2 separate regions of the Homo sapiens genome follow, and region 2 is linked to region 1. A link is an interaction called in ENCODE POLR2A ChIA-PET data of the cell type or tissue named here. Cell type or tissue: IMR-90. All regions are shown on one strand. Each heading gives the region's core, and the rest is flanking DNA. Links, peaks and the distances in the headings are about the cores only.

Region 1 (10,083 bases), core at 2,332-7,331:
GCAAGGACTTCATGTCTAAAACACCAAAAGCAATGGCAACAGAAGCCAAAATTGACAAATGGGATCTAATTAAACTAAAGAGCTTCTGCACAGCCAAAGAAACTACCATCAGAGTGAACAGGCAACCTACAGAATGGGAGAAAATTTTTGCAATTTACCCACCTGACAAAGGGCTAATCAGAATCTATAAAGAACTCAAACAAACTTACAAGAAAAAACAACCCCATCAAAAAGTGGATGAAGGATATGAACAGACACTTCTCAAAAGAAGACATTTATGCAGCCAACAGACACATGAAAAAATGCTCATCACTGGCCATCAGAGAAATGCAAATCAAAACCACAATGAGATACCATCTCACACCAGTTAGAATGGTGATCATTAAAAAGTCAGGAAACAACAGGGGCTGGAGAGGATGTGGAGAAATAGGAACACTTCTACACTGTTGGCGGGACCGTAAACTAGTTCATCCATTATGGAAGACAGTGTGGCAATTCCTTAAGGATCTAGAACTAGAAAAAAACCATTTGACCCAGCCATCCCATGACTGGGTATATACCCAAAGGATTATAAATCATGCTGCTATAAAGACACATGCACACGTATGCTTATTGCGGCACTATTCAGAATAGCAAAGACTTGGAACCAACCCAAATGTTCATCAATGATAGACTGGATTAAGAAAATGTGGCACATATACACCATGGAATTACTATGCAGCCATAAAAAAGGATGAGTTCATGTCCTTTGTAGGGACATGGATGAAGCTGGAAACCATCATTCTCAGCAAACTATCTCAAGGACAAAAAACCAAACACCGCATGTTCTCACTCATAGATGGGAATTGAACAATGAGAACACTTGGACAGAGGAAGGGGAACATCACACACTGGGGCCTGTTGTCGGGTAGGGGGAGAGGGGAGGGATAGCATTAGGAGATATACCTAATGTTAAATGACGAGTTAATGGGTGCAGCATACAAACATGGCACTTGTATACATATGTAACAAACCAGCATATTGTGCACATGTACCCTAGAACTTAAAGTATAATAAAAATATATATATAAATAAATTTACAATTTTTTAATTTAAATTTAGAATTTAAATTTAAGATTTAACAATTCCTTCTAATCCTTAGACTGTGTATAATTTTCCCAGTTGTCTCAAAAATATCCTTGTACAGTTGATTTGTTTGAACAGGACTAAAAACAAGTAAAACAAGATCGAGATATTGAATTTGGTTGATTAAAAAAAATAAATAAGTTACAGCATGTCATTCTTCCACTCATATCCTTCCAATAATTTGCCATTTCCTCAGAGTAAAAGCTAAAGATTTTACAAGGGTCTATCTCTGAGTATTTACATGATTTGCCCCCCACATATGTACTCCCACCTCTCAGACCTCTCCTTCTAATACTCTCCTTACTTGCTCAGTTCCAGCCACTCTGGCCTCTTTGAAGTTCCTTAAACATAGCAAGCACACTTCCATCCCAGAGTCTCTGCACTTGCTAGTCCCTCTGCCTGCAAGCTCTGACCCCAGTTAAAGACATGGCTCATTCCCTTACTTCCTTCAGATATCTGCTCAAATGTTGCCCTCTTGATAGGTCCTCAGAAGGCCCCACTCCCAACATATCCTTGCCTGCTTTATTTTTCTTTTTCTCAGTGCTTACCACCATCTGACCTACTACATTTTATGTATTATGTCTTTCTTCTCATTAAAATATAAGCTCTATGAGGGTCGGGATTATGTTTTATTTACTCCTGTATTTCCAAAATGTGGAACAGTGCCTAGCATATTAGATTCTCAAAAAAATAATAATAATAATTAGTGGAAAGGTTGAAAACAATCAGGAAAAACAAAGAATGAATGAACACCCCCAACAAAAAATGAGCTATTTGCTAAGAACAAGCCAGATAAAAAAATTAATTTATTTTTTAAATTAACTTTACTACAAGTTGAAAAACTGCAAATTGAAACAGTAAGGTATTTATCCATTAAATTACCAAAAAACTTAATAATCATCAGTGCTGAAAATGGGGCGTATTATCAAACCTTGTTGCTTGTGCTTAAACTGGTAAAACTGGCCCCGAGAGCTGTTTGGTATATTTATGGAAAGCCTTTGGAAAGTGTTTTTATCCTTTGTCTCAACTTCTGGAAAATTTAAGGAAATGAATGAATATTCACAGATTTGGCTGCAAAGATAATTATCACTGTCTGGTTTATAATAATATAAAGCGTCAAGAGATAATTATTATCAACACAAGTGTCCCTAGCCTTTCCCCACGTCCTATGGAGAAATTCTGACTTTGTCAAATTGTATGCTGGGCTTTAGTGCTGCTGAATCTGTTAAATGGATAGAAACAATACTAGAGAAGGGCATTTGGTGATTTTAAAGAGAAAAAAAAGACTAAAATCTAACAATAATTATCTTGGTGTGATGGGATTACAGCCGATTTTTACTTTGTGTTTTTTCTTATTGATGAAGAGAAAAAAAGCCCCAGCTCAGAACGTACATGGAAGAAGCTACAGCCAATGAACGAGACAACCACGACCACATAGTTGAACCCAGAAAAGGCTAATGACTCAACCACAGCCAAGTAGGACCAAAAGTTGGGAAAGAGTGTGGCTGAAAATTGGGGAATCATTTCTAGGTGAATATACTTAGCAATCAATGCATCCCAGTTTCCTACCACATAGAAGAGCTTGCAGTCAAGCTCTTAATGCAAAGCAAACTTATTTGAGGGTTCTCTTCTAAAGAAATGGAGCTGATTATCCAGGAAGAACTAGAGTATAAGTGTTGGTGCTCCATAGTGAAGTTCTCTTTTTTAAGCTTATTTCAGTGTCCACTTCTGACTCATAATAACAGTAAGTTTTCCAGTCAGTAAGTCTCACCCACAAAAACAGCATGAAGTCAACTTTGCAATCTGATTTTTTAAAAATGTGAATAGACAACCAAGATTCATTAGTCATATGAATAAAGCTTGCAATGTGAAATAGAAGACCAGTAAGAATAGCTCACATGTATTGAGTGCTTACCATGTGCTGGGAGTTATCTGAGTATGCTTATAAACAAACTCTCTAGATCTTCACAAAATGAATGTAAGCTTAGTTATTATGCCCCAGGAAACTGAGGCAGAGATGGCTTAAGTTACTTGCCCAAGTTTGGACAGTTAGCTCTTATTAGAGGTGGGGTTTGATTTGCTTCCAGTTTGCAGTGATAAACTACTATGCAATTTTGCCTCTCATGATAAATAAGCAGAAAACTAACAGAAGAGATAGCTTAGAGCAAATAAAATTTAACTAGAAATTCCAGAAAATAGAACACTTATAAAATAAAATAAAAAATACTGAATAGGGAACTTTTGAACATTTCAAATATAATTTCAGAAAAATATTATCAACCCAAGGTAGGACAATAATTCATAGAACCTGTTTTAAAAAATAAAACAACAACAACAACAACAACAAAAAAACAGAGTAAGGGGACAAAGAAAATTAACCAAAAGGTCAAATATCTGCCTAATAGACATGCCAGACAGAGAATAAAGAAAACAGCGAAGAGAAAACAAAGGAATTTCGTAAGTCACATTCCAGACCTGAAGGGAGAAACACATCTTCATATTTGAAAACTCTTTTTCTTCCAATGAAAGACACTCAGGATACCATTGTCTAACTTTGGAACCAAAAATAGGAAGATTCCAAGGGCCTCCAAGAGAAATCAATAAATCATCTGCAAAAGTATGGTATTAAAATTCTCATCAACAACTAAAAGATTAGGAAGAATGGCTTCAATATTTTAAGAGAAACTTTTTTAAGGCACTGTATCAATTAGGGTTCTCCAGAAAAAAAAAAAGGAGATACACACACACACACACACACATATATATATATATTAAGGAAGTGGCACACAAAATTGTGGGAAATGGCAAGTCTAAAATTTGTAGGACAGGCATGGAAAATCAGGCAGGGGTAGATGCTGCTGTCTTGAGGCAGAATTTTTTTTTTTTTTTTTTTTTTGTGCTCTTAAGGCCTTCCCATCCACTTTAGGATAATCTTTACTTAAAGCAAAGCTTTAAATTGACATTACTTAAAATCAGTTGTAGATGTAAACAACATCTACAAAATATCTTCACAGCAATATCTAGAGTAGTTTTTGATTAAGTAGCTACATTCTATAGCCTAGCCCAGTTGACAAAACTGTGACAGGTACTTTAGCCTGCCATCCCTCCCCTCATTTTTTAAAAATTGTGGTAAAATACACTTAACATAAACTTCATCATAGCAAACTAATAGACACTGGGAAACAAGTAGTCTATTAGTCTATGTTTCAGGGTTTCAATTTCTCTACATCCTGGACAACACTTGCTTGGTTTGGTTTTTAGCTATGACCATCCTAGCGGATATGAAAGGGTATCTTATGGTGGTTTTGATTTGAATTTTCCTACTGGCTGATGATGTTGACCATCTTTTTATGTATTTGTTAGCCACTAGTATATCTTCTTTAAATAAATGTCTATTCAAGGTTTTTGCCTATTTTTAAACTGGGTATTTATTTTGCTGTTGTTGATTTGTAATAACTCTTCATATATTCTAGATATCAGACTTATCATATATATGATTTGCAAATATGTTTTCCCCTTCCATGGTTTGTTTCACTTTTTTAAAAAATTATTTTTATTATTTTTAAAAATTTTTTGCAAGTGTAGAGTAGGAATATATATTTATGGGGAACATGAGATGTTTTGATACAGGCATGCAATGTGAAATAAGCACATTATGGAGAATGAAGTATCTATGCCCTCAAGCATTTATTCTTTGAGTTACAAACAATCCAGGCCAGGCGCGGTGGCTCAGGCCTGTAATCCCAACACTCTGGGGAGGCCGAGGCGGGTGGATCACGAGGTCAGGAGATGGAGAGCAGCCTGACCAAGATGGCAAAAGCCTGTCTCTACTAAAAATACAAAAATTAGCTGGGCACAGTGGCAGGCACCTATAATCCCAGTTACTCGGGAGGCTGAGGCAGGAGAATTGCTTGAACCCAGGAGGCAGAGGTCGCTGTGAGCAGAGATCACTCTAGCCTGGGTGACAGAGCAAGACTCTGTCTTAAAAAAAAAAAAACAAAAAACAAACAAACAAAAATCTAATTATGTAATTAAATCATTTTAAAATATACAACTAAGTTATTATTGACTGTAGTCACCCTATCATGCTATCTCTTTTCACTCCCTTGATAGTGTTTTTTGATGCATAGTAGTTTTTAATTTCAGTGAAATTTCATTTCTCTATTTTCTTTTGCTACTTGTGTTTTTGGGGTCATATCTAAGAAACCATTGCCAAATCTAAATATCATCAAGATTTACTCCTATACTTCCTTCTGAAAGTTTTATAGTTTTAACTCTTAGGTCTTTGATCCATTCTGAGGTTTTATGTTTTATTTGTCTTTTTGAGACAGGGTCTCATTCTCTCAGCCAGGCTGGAACGCAGTGGTGTGAACATGGCTCACTGCAGCTTTAATCTCCCATGCTCAAGCAATCCTCCCATTTCAGCCTCCTGAGTAGCTGGGACTACAGGCATGTGCCACCATGCCCAGCTAATTTTTATATTTTTTGTAGACATAAGGTTTCACCATGTTGCCCAGGCTGGTCTTTAATTTTTGTATATGGAGTAAAGATCCAAATTAATTCCTTTACATGGGGATATCCAATTGTCCCAGCATCATTTAGTTAAGAGGCTACTCTTCCTCATTGAATGGTCTTGGCACCCTTGTTGAAATCAGTTTGCCACAGATCTGTGATTTCTGGACTCATGCTTTTATTCATCTATATGTTTATCCTTGTGCCAGTATCACGGTGTTTTAATTACTATAGCTTTGCAGTAGCTTTTGAAATCAGGAAATGTGAGCTCTCCAATTTTGTTGTTCTTTTTTCAATATTGTTTTGGCTTTTTAGGGGCCCTGCAATTCCATATGAATTTGAAGTTTGGTTTTTCCATTTCTGCCAAAAAAAAAATAAAGAGGCTGTTGGAATTTTGATAGACTCCGTATTGAATGTTTAGATTGCTTTAGTATCGACATCTTACCAATATTAAATCTTCTAATTCATGAACATGTTATATCTTTTCATTTATTTAGGTCTTCCTCAATTTCTTTCAGCAATGTTTTATAGATTTCAGTGCAAAAATCTTTCACCACCTTGGTTAAATTTATAAGGTATTTTATTATTTTGGATAGTATTATAAATGGTACTGTTTTCCTGATTTCTTTTTTGGTCTCTTCATTGTAGAATTACCACTGAATTTGTGATCTTGTATCCTGCAACTTTGCTATATTCATTTATTAGCTCTAATAATTTTGGGAAATTTTTAAAAATTTTTCTAAATATGAGATCATATCATCTGTGACTAGTTTTACTTCATCTTCTTGAATAATTGCTCTAAAACTTCTAGTACAAAGTTGAATAAAAATGACAAAAGCAGACCTCCTTGTCTTGTTCCTTTGTCTTAGGAGAAAGTGTTCGTCTTTCCATTGAGCATAATGTTTGCCGTGGGTTTTTCATAAATTCCTTTTATCATGTTAGGGAGTTCTAACGGATTTTTTTTTTTTTTTTGCAACCTAGAATTCTACACTCAGTCAAGCTTTCAGAGGTGAGAGCAGAAGAAATGACATTTTTAAACTTGTAAAATCTCAGAACATTTCATCCCATGTATCTCTTCAGAAGTAGTTTCTTAAAAATGTACTACAGCAAAACAAAGGAGCAAAGTAATCAAAGAAAAAAATGTAGGATCCAAGAAACAGTACATCCATCCAATCCAGGAGCACAGTAAAAGGGAGCCATAGAATGACATAAAACCTAGAAAGTAATCAGTCCAAATTATAACACTAGTAAGGTACAAGGATTCCGAGGAGGAGATCTGTGGGAAAAGTTGGGAGAGGGGTAACTATGAAAGTATTAGTCCACGAATGACCAAAGTTGTCAAATTCAAACAAAGTCAGGAGCTTTAGGGAACAATAAAATAGATTCCAAGTTATAAGAAGAGTATGAAAGGAACTAGTTAGATACATAGTGGGGAAAGCACCATAACAAACAATCTAGACTAGAAATTATGAAACAAACTAAACTGTGGAATGATTTTAAGCAATTGGTGGCATAAGAAAGGTACCTTAATTTGAATTTAACACAAGTAATGGTCCTAAGAATGGCACCAAATTGTACTATCAGGAAGCCTCTGAGTGACCAATATTTACATACAAGAATGTTAAAGCAATGTATTGGTTTTCAGCATTCACAAAGCTGTAGACAATCATAGGAAGGTTTAATTATGGTTATAGAATACAACAAAATGTAACCAACAGTTAAATAGGAAGATAAAACAAATTGTTTGGATATCTCTTGGGCAAAAATTTAACAATCTTTTGGTCAGATTGGTTTCTTCATGGTAATGGACTCTACTAACAAGCCCGTCAAGATGTGTAGGGAGAAATGGCAGGTTTATAAGGCAATGTGAAGATCGGTGGCATGAAGTCCTGAGAAGGAGTTTGAAAGGAACCTGTTCAAAAGCATTAGTTAAAAAATAAAAGTACGTTGCGTGTGGTGACTCATACCTGTAATCCCAGCGTTTTGGGAGGGCAAGGCAGGAGGATTACTTGAGGCCAGGAGTTCAAGACTAGCCTGGGCAATGTAGCGAGACCCCGTCTCTAAAAATAAAAAATTAGAGAGACATAGTGGTGTGCTCCTACAGTCCTAGCTATGCAGGAGGCTGAAGTAGAATTGTTTGAGCCTATGAGTTCAAGGTTACAGTGAGCTATGATTGCATGCCACTGTACTCTAGCCTTGGTGACAGAGTAAGACACTGTCTCTACCAAAATTAGAAGATGTTCTTTCATCCTCTCAGGAAGAGTGAAAAAGAACTGGTGATAATACTTGAGGTTGAGGGAAAGTAATTTCCAGAAAAATTTGCCAGACTACTCTAAAAGTTCCATCACTATTTAGCTAGTTTCTAACGTTTGTCTGAAAACTAAGAATGGTGTATCACATTCAATTCATTTTAAGCATAAATTTGAATCCATGAATAAAGTTTTTCATTTTTGCAGACACCACGCCCTTTTCCTGTTCTCCAGTTCTTTTCAATTTTGTTCCATAAGACAATTGTGCCATTATGCTCCATGGAAACCATTCCATGCATTCTTGGCATCAGTTTTTGGTCCTCTTGGTGTCTTTAACTCCTACTAATATGAATGGGCATGACCTCAGTATCAAAGGGTCATTTAATTTGGTGTACAACATGATAACAAATTATCTTCTGTGCACATAATATATACAAATTCAAAGCTTGCCCAGAATATAAATAGTTCTTGAACATATTCTGTCCTTTTTGAAAAGCAATGCTGTATGCATGTGCACAAGTTCCATGATTTCCATGATTTCCCCTAGACATTTTGGACATGTTACATGTGGCTTCACCAGAAAAGGAAAGTGGAAAAGTCAGGCGATTATCTAATGAACGTACTTAATGGAGGCAGTCAGTCTGGAACACATAGCAGTAAAGCAATTTCTCAGAATCCCTTTTTGAAACTTGAATTATCAATAATGTCACCTTAGCCCCTCAGTGATTTGTGTATGTGTTGCAAATTACTTGAAATGAAGACATTTAGGTGGCAATATTTTGCCTATTTTCATAGAGAAAGAAGAAACTGACCTTGTTTAAATAAATGTCAAAAACTTTTAACGTAGACACTGGCAAGTTTAATTTTTTTTTCCATTGAGGTACATGATGTACCATAAGCTCCAGCTGAATTCTGAAGCTGTTGCTTAGCTCTTCCTGTGGGCCTCCTCCAAATACAACTTCACCTAACACGCTAGAAGTGGAAGAGGCAGGAGGGAGAACAAACGCCCCTCGAGATTTCAGTGACTCATCTTAAATGGCCTTTTACACGCCTGTGTACTTGTGGTTAAGAACCGTGGGGCTCAGAGTGCAAATATGTAAACTACATAAATTAGTACCTTGAATCAAAAGCCAAGGTATGTTTTTTAACCAGCACTGAAATATAGATAAGCTCTCCCTCCCACTCTCCCACCCGCTTAAAATGGCCCCACAGGAAGCAGGTAGGAAGATCATTTTGTTTTCCACCCTCTCCAGCCCTACGTTTCTGTCCCAGGCAAAGGCAGCTCATTGGAATTGTCCCAGCAGGCTTGTTATGTCTGAGAGTGAGGAGGAAGATGCTGAGAGCTGGGCTTTGTTAGTTTCATGTTTTCTGGAGCACAGTGTGGGTGTGCTGTGAATACTGAGATGACATCAATCACAGAAGGTAATACAAAAACTCGCTTAGCATTAGGTGTAAGACAAGGTCAAGCAAATCTTCAGCTGGACCCAGACCTACCACCTGTTTTCAGGATTAGTTGGCAAGACAATATACTTGAGAAATCTCTGCAACAATCTACTGATCTCTAAAACCTGCCTCTTAGTCCCATGGGGACTACTGTCTTCCGCAGTGTGTGTGAGCATCTTCACTTTCCACCCCCCAGCATTACACTCCCTGACACTGACCCGATAGTCCTTTAATCAACCAGTTTGCTATTTCTTCCATCTCTAACTCTAATACTTATGAGTTAATGTGCCTCAACCTCCAAAGTTCTCTCCCTCGAAACTCTCCACTCTAAAATTCCCCATAATCAGAGAGCCTCCCATCGGATATCTCGCCATGCATCAGTTCAACTTCATCCACATTGGGTTATCAACAAACTTGAAGTATGTGAGCCACTACCTTTTCAGCTTTCCTTTCCATCTTACTTTCTGGTTCATTTGAGCTGCCATTTAAAATTTGCCACTTAAAAAAATGATCCTTTCTTTCTTTTTTTTTTTTTTGTTGTTTTTTTAAGACAGATTTTCACTCTTGTTGCCCAGGCTGGGGTGCGATGGCACGATCTTGGCTAACCACAACCTCTGCCTCCCAGGTTCAAGCGATTCTCCTGCCTCAGCCTCCTGAGTAGGTGGGATTACAGCCATGTGCTGCCACCACACCCAGCTAATTTTGTAGTTTTAGTAGAGATGGGTTTTCTCCATGTTGGTCAGGCTGGCCTGGA
Region 2 (10,083 bases), core at 1,866-6,865, 430 kb before region 1:
AGCATAACTCACAGAAATAAGATGGGTCAAAGTGAAAACTATTAAAAAGGAAGTCTCCTGGAATGAATTTTGCTGTGTTGTCCAGTGGAGGCAATTGAATAGACTGATGGATTGGGGCTTCTGAGAACACGACAACAGAAAAATTACAACGAAATATTACTAGGAGCATTCTAGTTAACTCTCACAGGCAAGAGCTCACCATAGACAGGCCCGCCAAGTAGCCTTTTCTAGTTATAATTCACGTTTTTAGGAGAAAGAGTCAGCTAGCTAGTCAAAAAGGGTAGCAATAATTGCACTCTCTGTCAGTGGGAAAATAGGAAAATGAAAAACAGGATAACTTAAGTCAGAAAGGCAGAACTCACTTAGCATATTCTGAAATCTCTCAGTTTGAAGTAAAAAGTAAACATCTCGTTTCCATTGGAAGCAAGAAACAAGTTTTTTTTCTTCATAATGGAGCATTATCGCCTATAAAGAAAAATGAAGCAATGCTGTTTATATGTTTAACGTTTAAAAAAATAAAGACTGACAGTCGCCAGAATGATGGGACAATGGATAAAGAGCAGACCCAAAGATTTCCTTCCCTCCTCTGGACTCCACCCTGCGAGTTTCCCCAGAGAGGAGAACACAGATGTGAATCAGAGCTGGCAGGGTGGAGCTCTGGAAAGCCATCTCCTGGCTCTCTCAGAGCTTGGATCCCAAGAGGATGACTGGCAGCACCACTCTGGCCCTCTGGCTATATTTCTGGAAAGATTCCAGGAACTGCCAGGGCCAACAAACCTCTTTAAGTCATATATATGATTTGGCTGCGAAAGACCCTGACAAGAAATCTTGCCTTGACTTGGGAGCCAGGGGGTGGAGCAGGGGCAGGGTGAATGGAGCCAGGAATGAATTATCTGAAGGAGCACGAACATTTCTGCTTGCCTCTGTGTCCCTTTCCTGAAAGAGGCTGTGCTTGGAATCCCAGTCACATTTCTGGGCCAAGCCCTGGTGATTCAGCTGCGCCACCTCTGTGGAAGAACACAGCAGAGTCTCCTCGCAGCTCTGCCTGTTCCTTCCAAAAGGAGCCACGATGCTGCACCTGGTGCAACCAACCTTCCCCTACAAATCTACAAATCTGTTCTGCTTTGGATAAGGCATTCTGGGCAGGCAATGGACAAGAAAAACCACTGAGGTGCTTGCTTTTCCTGTGAGGTTAAGATCTTCAACTGACAATAGGAGAGGCACAGTTCCCTGCCCCAGGCCTTGCTCAGGGAGATCCTCAAATGCCTTATTGAAAAATAAAATCATCTTAAATGATTTAAAACTGTAATCAAGTTTATTATTTAAATATTAATGATGCTATTTCATCTTTATCTAAATACAGTGATTGTAATTGGGATATTATTAGCTGTCCTCATAAATATAGGGTTTAAGTATCTGTCTTGGATGAGGAAGGAAACTGGAGTTTTATTTCCCAAAGGGAAGATGGAGATGCAGTGTGGGACCAGAGAAACAGCTCCAACCTCACTGGCTTGCGTTTGAGGACTGACCCAGCCATACCCAGGCTTTGGCCTAGTCTCCCTTTTGAGCAAACTTCCTGAAGCTTCCAGCACTTCCTCTGTAAAATGAGACTAATCATACCTATGTCATGAGGTTATTCTGAAGTTTAAATACATATATCACCCAGAACAAGACCTGGTGCATAGTAACTGGTTAAGAAATGGTGACTACATTTATATTATTAAAACAGAAGAGATAAAGGTATTAAAAATATAAAGATTTAAGTATCAACAGGAGTTATCAGGGCTCTGAGATTATGGGATCACTTTTTGTTTTCTCCTTCATTCTTCTCTTCATTAAAAACAAGATCAATGAAGTTTATGATATTGATTTTCTACCTATAGCTATGTCTATCTCTCGTTCTATGCAGACATATATAGAATTGAATAATTGCATGCTTTAATTAAGGTTGAAATGAGTTCTTTCTCTGGAGACCTACCTAGGACACCAGCAGTGACATTCCAGTGTGGGAGAAAAACCTTGTACAGGGCTTCAGTGATCTTGAGGCTGGTTAGGGTGTCCCCTCCAAACTAAGTTTTTGGCTTAGTTCAGTTTTCCCTTTCGTAAAATGCTCTGATCAGAGAGCATGATTCTGTAAGTCTCTTGGTGCTCTAAAGTAATGTGATGCTATGATTATCACAAAGATTGTGATATGATTATCACTTCCACAATTCCAAATCATACTCGAGAGTCCTAGGGTGGAAGGGAGAATGTATACTCTGAACTGGTTTTCACATGGAGAAAAATTATTCCCTGCAAATTTCCTGTCCCCAAGCTTACGGGAAGGGAAGAGGAAGACCTGGTAGCGTTCCCCTGAGGTTTCCGATTCTCAGGGCCATTCATAATCACACAGCTGTAACTGTAGGCATTTGGTCAATGAGCCTCCACGTCAGTCTACCTGGTGAAGGGTGGTTCTGCCTGCTTTGTCAAGTGGGCGCCTGCTCTTCCGTTTCACTGAACTAATAAATCATGAATACTTTCCTTAGCCATTTAAAAGTCATTTCCTCTCATTTTCCCTGGGCACCAGAGGCAATCTTATACTTGAAGGCTGATGTGTGTGTGTGTGTGTGTGTGTGTGTGTGTGTGTGTGTGTGTGTTTTGATTGCTGCCTTCAAGAATAGGATGTGATAGCAAACAACTGCTAAGATTTTCCATCCAAAATTTATCAACGACCTAAATTCTAGCACTGCATTCATCAAAAAGCAAAGATGTATGCCTTGTATTACTTAACCTTTCCAAGCCACCTGCTTCTTATTATACTTTTTATTTCATATTCAACTTCCTATTTGAAATTCATACATCTTATTATAATCATGTGTATGCTTTCTAAAGTGGAATTTTCTAAAATCTGGTGTTTCATGTATAAAAATTGCCTTTGTGATCATTCATTTATTCAACAAATACTATTTTGTTCCGAGCGTAACCCAGTTTTCTAGATGTGGAAAAGGAGTAAAGAAGGGATAATGTCTGTCTTCATGGAGCTTAGAATTTCAGTGTGTCTGGGGTCAGGGAGGGAAAGAGACAACAGATAACGAATATTGTGTATCAGACTGTGAAGAGTTCTGGAGAGCAAGCAGGGCAGGAAGATGGCAAGGTCCAGGAGTGTTTGTGTGTTGTGGGGAAGGGTGGGGCTCACATTTAAATAGGGTTCTCAAGGAAGAAGCCACTGACAGGGTGACTTGAGGAAAGGTCTGAAGGAGATAAGGGAATGAGGCATGGGGGAACGTGTGGAAGAGCTTCCTACTGAGAAGGAAGAGCAAGTGCAAAGCCCCTGAGGCTGGAGCTGCCTGGCACGCTTGGCTGGAATGGAGTGAGTGATGGACAGAGTAATAGGAGATAAGGTAGCAAAGGAAAGGTGACCAGATCAGAAATACAGAAGTATTTCCAAGAGGAAGAAATGATCATTTAGTACAATTATTAGGAACTTGCACAACATCAATGAATAAAACAGATAAAAAAAACTTATGCCACCTGGAGTTGACATTCTAATGAGAGGCAGCAGAAGTTAATAAAAAACAAAAAACCGAATTGTATAGTATGCTAGAAGTGACAAATGCAGCAGGAAATAAGTGTACAGAGAATGGTGGGGTGGGGTGTGTGGGTGCTTAGGAGTTCATTGTAACCTGGAACAATCTCAGAATGTAAACTTCTCAAGACTAGAGCCTAAGCTCTTTGTTCTTTTTTATATTACTCAATTCTTAGCACATTGTGGGTAACTAATACAAACTCATTGATAATGGCCCTGCTAAATAATAGTCATTCTACAGATGTTTTGGTTCTGCATCAGGGATGGTAATAGGTGAGCAAAAAGAGACACAGCCTGGCTTCCTGGAGTTTATAGTTTGGTGGTAGAGATAACATTGCTCAAATAATCATATAAGTAAATTAATGTAAAATTACAATAGTGATAGTGCTATAAATGAGAGGTATTTGATACTAGGAAAGCATGTTATGCAAAGAAGGAATGACAGTATGTTACTCTGCCTTCAGTGTTTCAGTAGTAATATTGGCTTTCCCAGGCAAATGGCATTTTGTAGTGATGGTGAAATAGGAACTAGAAATAATGCAAATGTTTTGTATTCTGTTTAAAACACATACTAAGCCACCCTTTGGAGAGGCAGTCGTAGCATCTCCGATATTAAGGCTTTGCTTATTTGAAATTTATCTAAACAGTAACAGCCTCTTGCCAGTATAGTTTAAACCATAATCAAAAGCTGGGGAAATTTGACTCATGATCTGGAAAAGGCCTTGGGTGCGCTTAGGGCAAAGCTTTTAATAGTTTCTGAGATACAAGTAAGATACTAGCGTTCTATTCCTTATATGAGGCCAGCAAGTCTGACTCCAACTCAATAACTCACTTCAGGTAAACCTATTTTCAGCTTTACTTGGAGGACATAACTCTTGGTCATTCTCTACTGTCCATTACTTTAGTTGACTGGTGATATGGTCCACCAATTGAACCAGAATATATTCATTCACCAGCAGCAATGACGTATTTTTCTGCATTATGCTCGTCCTTGGCAGAGGATGCTTCAGCTGCTCCCTTTGCTGCCTTGCTGTCAGTTTGATAAACGGACAGGCTTCCTTCCCAGCAGGGCTGGTGTGGTTCCAGGTTGCAGCACTGCCCACTTCAGCAGTCTGCAGGCCATTGTTCCTGCCTCCTGTGAGCTCACAGAGCCCATTTGGAGTGCACCGGGGCATTCCAAAAGACTCTCGGGCTGACAGCATCAGACCAATACAAGGAGAAAATAAAGTTTCATTTTGTTCTGTTAAATGTCTCTGCCAGACTCTACAGAGACATACTGCCAGAAGAATAAAGGGAAAGTTAATTCTGTCCGTTGCACAGAGCTATTTTGAAAATTTACTGCCAGGACCTTGCAACGGGTACATTTGTATATTTTAGCTTTTCCTTTAATCTGTTTCTCTAACTCGGTGATTCATTCATGTGCTGAATTTTTAAAAGGCAGGAAAGAGTCAAATATTGTATCAATGAGCACAGTTTTTAATGATAAAGAGAGTGAAATAGGACATGGCAGATCATGGAGACTAGAGAAAGGTTGGCCACGGAAAAACCAGTCCTGTCTGGGTTTTTCAGCAGAATTGATAGCATTAGCTTATGTGAACAGACTAACTGTAGATTGATGATGTACCAGACACTTCTTTTAGGTAGATGTTCTTTTATAGTCTACTTTAAGCAAAACCATAATAACAGTAGTAGTTACATCTTTCACAGTATATTCTCTTCCCACGCCCATCCCCATGATGTTCCTGTGGGAAGGGTAAGGATTTTAGTCACCAAAACTGAGACTCAAGGACATCGAGGCCTTGGGTCAATTTCACCCATCTAGTGGTGGTAGCAAGGATTTGTTCCAATGCCTTCCTACTTAAAGAAGGAAGTAAGCCAGGCGAGGTGGCTCACCTGTAAACCCAGCACTTTGGAAGGCCGAGGAGGGAGGATCACTTGAGGCCAGGAGTTTGAGATCAGCTTGGGCAAGATAGGGAGACCACCCTGTCTACAAAAGGTAAAAAATAAAAAATAATTAGCCAGGCATGGTGGTGCATGCCCATAGTCCTGGCGACTTGGGAAGCTGAGGCAGGAGGATTTCTTGAGCCCAGGAATTCAAGGTTATAATGAGCTATGATCACATCCCTGTACTGCAGCCTGGGTGGCAGAGTGAGACCGTGTCTCAAAACAACAACAAGAAAAACAACAAAAAACTAAAAGCAAATAGAAAGTAAGAAGTTGAAAACTCTTTTTCCTTGTGAAAAACAGAAGGTTTCTCTACAAAAAAAGCATATTAAAAACGTGAAAAAGTGGGCAGATATGTCTTTTTTAATTTTTTTCTTTTCTTTTTTTTTCTTCTTTTAAAATTTTATTATTATTACACTTTAAGTTTTAGGGTACATGTGCACAATGTGCAGGCTAGTTACATATGTATACATGTGCCATGCTGGTGTGCTGCACCCATTAACTCGTCATTTAGCATTAGGTATATCTCCTAATGCTATCCCTCCCCGCCACCCCCCAACCCCACAACAGTCCCCAGAGTGTGATGTTCCCCTTCCTGTGTCCATGTGTTCTCATTGTTCAATTCCCACCTATGAGTGAGAATATGCAGTGTTTGGTGTTTTGTCCTTGCGATAGTTTGCTGAGAATGATGATTTCCAATTTCATCCATGTCCCTACAAAGGACATGAACTCATCATTTTTATGGCTGCATAGTATTCCATGGTGTATATGTGCCACATTTTCTTAATCCAGTCTATCATTGTTGGACATTTGGGTTGGTTCCAAGTCTTTGCTATTGTGAATAGTGCCACAATAAACATACGTGTGCATGTGTCTTTATAGCAGCATGATTTATGGTCCTTTGGGTATATACCCAGTAATGGGATGGCTGGGTCAAATGGTATTTCTAGTTCTAGATCCCTGAGGCATCGCCACACTGATTTCCACAATGGTTGAACTAGTTTACAGTCCCACCAACAGTGTAAAAGTGTTCCTATTTCTTCACATCCTCTCCAGCAGTTGTTGTTTCCTGACTTTTTAATGAATGCCATTCTAACTGGTGTGAGATGGTATCTCATTGTGGTTTTGATTTGCATTTCTCTGATGGCCAGTGATGGTGAGCATTTTTTCATGTGTTTTTTGGCTGCATAAATGTCTTCTTTTGAGAAGTGTCTGTTCATGTCCTTTGCCCACTTTTTGATGGGGTTGCTTGTTTTTTTCTTGTAAATTTGTTTGAGTTCATTGTAGATTCTGGATATTAGCCCTTTGTCAGATGAGTAGGTTGCAAAAATTTTCTCCCATTTTGTAGGTTGCCTGTTCACTCTGACGGTAGTTTCTTTTGCTGTGCAGAAGCTCTTTAGTTTAATTAGATCCCATTTGTCAATTTTGGCTTTTGTTGTCATTGCTTTTGGTGTTTTAGACATGAAGTCCTCTCCATGCCTATGTCCTGAATGGTAATGCCTAGGTTTTTTTCTAGGGTTTTTATGGTTTTAGGTCTAACATTTAAGTCTTTAATCCATCTTGAATTAATTTTTGTATAAGGTGTAAGGAAGGGATCCACTTTCAGCTTTCTACATATGGCTAGCCAGTTTTCCCAGCAGCATTTATTAAATAGGGAATCCTTTCCCCATTGCTTGTTTTTGTCAGGTTTGTCAAAGATCAGATAGTTGCAGATATGCGGCATTATTTCTGAGGGCTCTGTTCTGTTCCATTGATCTATATCTCTGTTTTGGTACAAGTACCATGCTGTTTTGGTTACTGTAGCCTTGTAGTATGGTTTGAAGTCAGGTAGTGTGATGCCTCCAGCTTTGTTCTTTTGGCTTAGGATTGACTTGGAGATGCAGGCTCTTTTTTGGTTCCATATGAACTTTAAAGTAGTTTTTTCCAATTCTGTGAAGAAAGTCATCGGTAGCCTATGGGGATGGCATTGAATCTGTAAATTACCTTGGGCAGTATGGCCATTTTCACGATATTGATTCTTCCTACCCATGAGCATGGAATGTTCTTCCATTTGTTTGTATCCTCTTTTATTTCATTGAGCAGTGGTTTGTAGTTCTCCTTGAAGAGGTCCTTCAAGTCCCTTGTAAGTTGGATTCCTAGGTATTTTATTCTCTTTGAAGCAATTGTGAATGGGAGTTCACTCGTGATTTGGCTCTCTGTTTGTCTGTTATTAGTGTATAAGAATGCTTGTGATTTTTGTACATTGATTTTGTATCCTGAGACTTTGCTGAAGTTGCTTATCAGCTTAAGGAGATTTTGGGCTGAGACAGTGGGGTTTTCTAGATATACAATCATGTCATCTGCAAACAGGACAATTTGACTTCCTCTTTTCCTAATTGAAAAGCTAGATGAAATATTCACAGACTTATTTTTTCTATTATTATTTTTTAATTTTATTGTCTTACATATCTTTTCTGGATAAATTTTATTTATTTTTAAGTTTCAACTTTTATTTTAGATACAGAAGGTACATGTGCAGATTTGTTACATGGTATCATTATTCATCAGTATAGCCCATCTGCTCCATCAGTTTGAGAAGCCCCAAATGACAAAATAGTAGTCATAGCTTTCAGTTTGGTGGAACTCTTTCTACTTTTCTGTGTTACCTGGTGGAAGCCTCCCTGCACTGTCCATACTCACCCCCACACCAGGATTCAGAACTTTTAATCCAGAAGAGCCTAAGGATGTAGGGATGGGAAACATACTTCCTGCAACTGTGCCGCTGGGAGTGGTGATGAGAAGGGCCAATCCTATCTATGGATTTCAGGCTTATGTATTCCAGTTACTTCACCATATATTGGCTATCAGTTCTGTGCACCTACAGAATCCTGGAGGGCAGCAGCCTTGTTGGGTGTGGTTCCCCACGTGGCCTCCTTAGCTGGCCTTTGAACAAGGAATTCCATCATTTTACTAGGCTGGCTTCTTCAGAGTGATGTGGTATATGATGGGACCTGTGGATTCTCTACTCATGTACTCATTGTGGCACTTCTGCACTGTAAAACACATCCCCTGGTCTAAAGCAATGTTTTGGGAATTCCATTTGGTAAATCACTTACTATTTAAGCCCTCAGATGATGCTGGTGGAGGCACTTTGGGTAGCAAAGGCAAACTCATAATCAAAATAGGCATGAATTTTGGTGAGAATATATTGCTGTCTTTCTAGGATGGAAGGTGTCCAGTGTAATCAACTTGCTACCAAGTAATTGACCAGCTTTCTGGGGAATGTTTCCGTCTTGAAGCACTATATTGAGTCTCTGCTGCTGACAGTTTAGAAATTCAGCAGTGGCAGTAGCTAGAGAAGTCTTAATGAGAGAGTCCATGCTGTTGGGCTTATGCATGGCCTTCATCCTTGCCACCAAGTCTGCTTCATGCATGGGACTTCTGTGCAAGCACTGGGTGGCTGAGGTCAGAAGCTCACTGCCATCCCCTGGACAAGTGATCCTATCTACATGGTTGTCCAGTGCCTCTTTGAGTGCTCTAGAATACTTTCCAGTGGACATTATTACAAGACAAAATACCCATACATGCTTTGGGCCCTCTGCCAGAGATTCATCCACAAACCTCTTTCTCAAACATCCTTGTCTTTAAACTCTTATTCTTGCTACTTTCAGCATCCTGACTAATCAGCAAAGCCATTTGTCAGCCCAAAAGTTTGTGCGCATCTGTGCTTTAGGCATTTTCTCTCTGGTGTGTGACCAAAGTTGCTTAGAGTTATACATGCTAGGATCATTACAATTTTACACTATCTTTCAGGGCCACCTTTGAGCGGGGCTGTATTGTGGTGGCACTCCATTTTCAGTTATCATAAATAGGTTGAGCTAACCTATTTGTGAACCAGGCTCACGTATTTCCTCCTCTGTGAGTTGGTTGTATGGAAACCCTCATGGGAACATGGGTGTAAGTTGAAGGAGAGGCATCAGTGTAACAGAGGAAAGTCACATGGAAACTGGGGCCACCTGCATAAGCTGGTGCCCAAGTTACTTGTGCGCAATTCTAAATGTACCATTTCTATCGTGCAATGGATTCCTGCTGTTCCTGCATGACCTTATGACTTTGCATATCTCATAATCCCAACTCATCCGCTGGGCGCAGTGGCTAATGCCTATAATCCCAACACTTTGGGAGGCTGAGGCGGGTGGATCACCTGAGGCCAGGAGTTCGAGACCAGCCTGACCAATATGGTGGAACTTTGTCTCTACTAAAAATACAAAAATTAGCCGGGCATGGTGGCATGCGACTGTAGTCCCAGCTACTTGGGAGGCTGAGACAGGAGAACTGCTTGAACCCGGGAGGCGGAGGTTGCAGTGAGCCAAGATCACGCCACTGACTCCAGCCTGGGTGACAGAGTAAGACTCCGTCTCAAAAAAAAAAAAAAAAAAAGTAAAAAAAAAAAAATCCTAACTCATCATGGGCAGCTCCAGTTGCATAATCACACTTTATGTTCTCTACTAGGGTTCAAAAGCACACCAGGGTTGTTTTTGAAGTGATGAGTAGTTCTCTCTCTTTGAAGGTTTAACCTTGCTCCAGAACCCAGG

The links. ChIA-PET counts read pairs that join two places held together with the same protein. Peaks named below come from ENCODE experiments on the same cell type or tissue, not always from the same donor. Only the 100,000 strongest peaks of a DNase experiment are listed, where the experiment ranks them.
Region 2: POLR2A ChIA-PET joins it to region 1 with 9 read pairs; 1 of 35 experiments calls an interaction of 5 or more read pairs at or near these places.

Annotation. Positions count from the first base shown.
Region 1 is chr2:160,516,011-160,526,093 of GRCh38, reverse strand. No RefSeq gene overlaps it. Among named protein-coding and RNA genes, the nearest start is that of RBMS1, 27 kb to the right of the region's middle. In IMR-90, for the core only: no CTCF peak of the experiment used is centred there; a DNase peak (open chromatin) is centred at 2,943.
Region 2 is chr2:160,947,281-160,957,363 of GRCh38, reverse strand. No RefSeq gene overlaps it. Among named protein-coding and RNA genes, the nearest start is that of TANK-AS1, 210 kb to the left of the region's middle. In IMR-90, for the core only: no CTCF peak of the experiment used is centred there; no DNase peak of the experiment used is centred there; H3K27ac peaks cover 205 bases.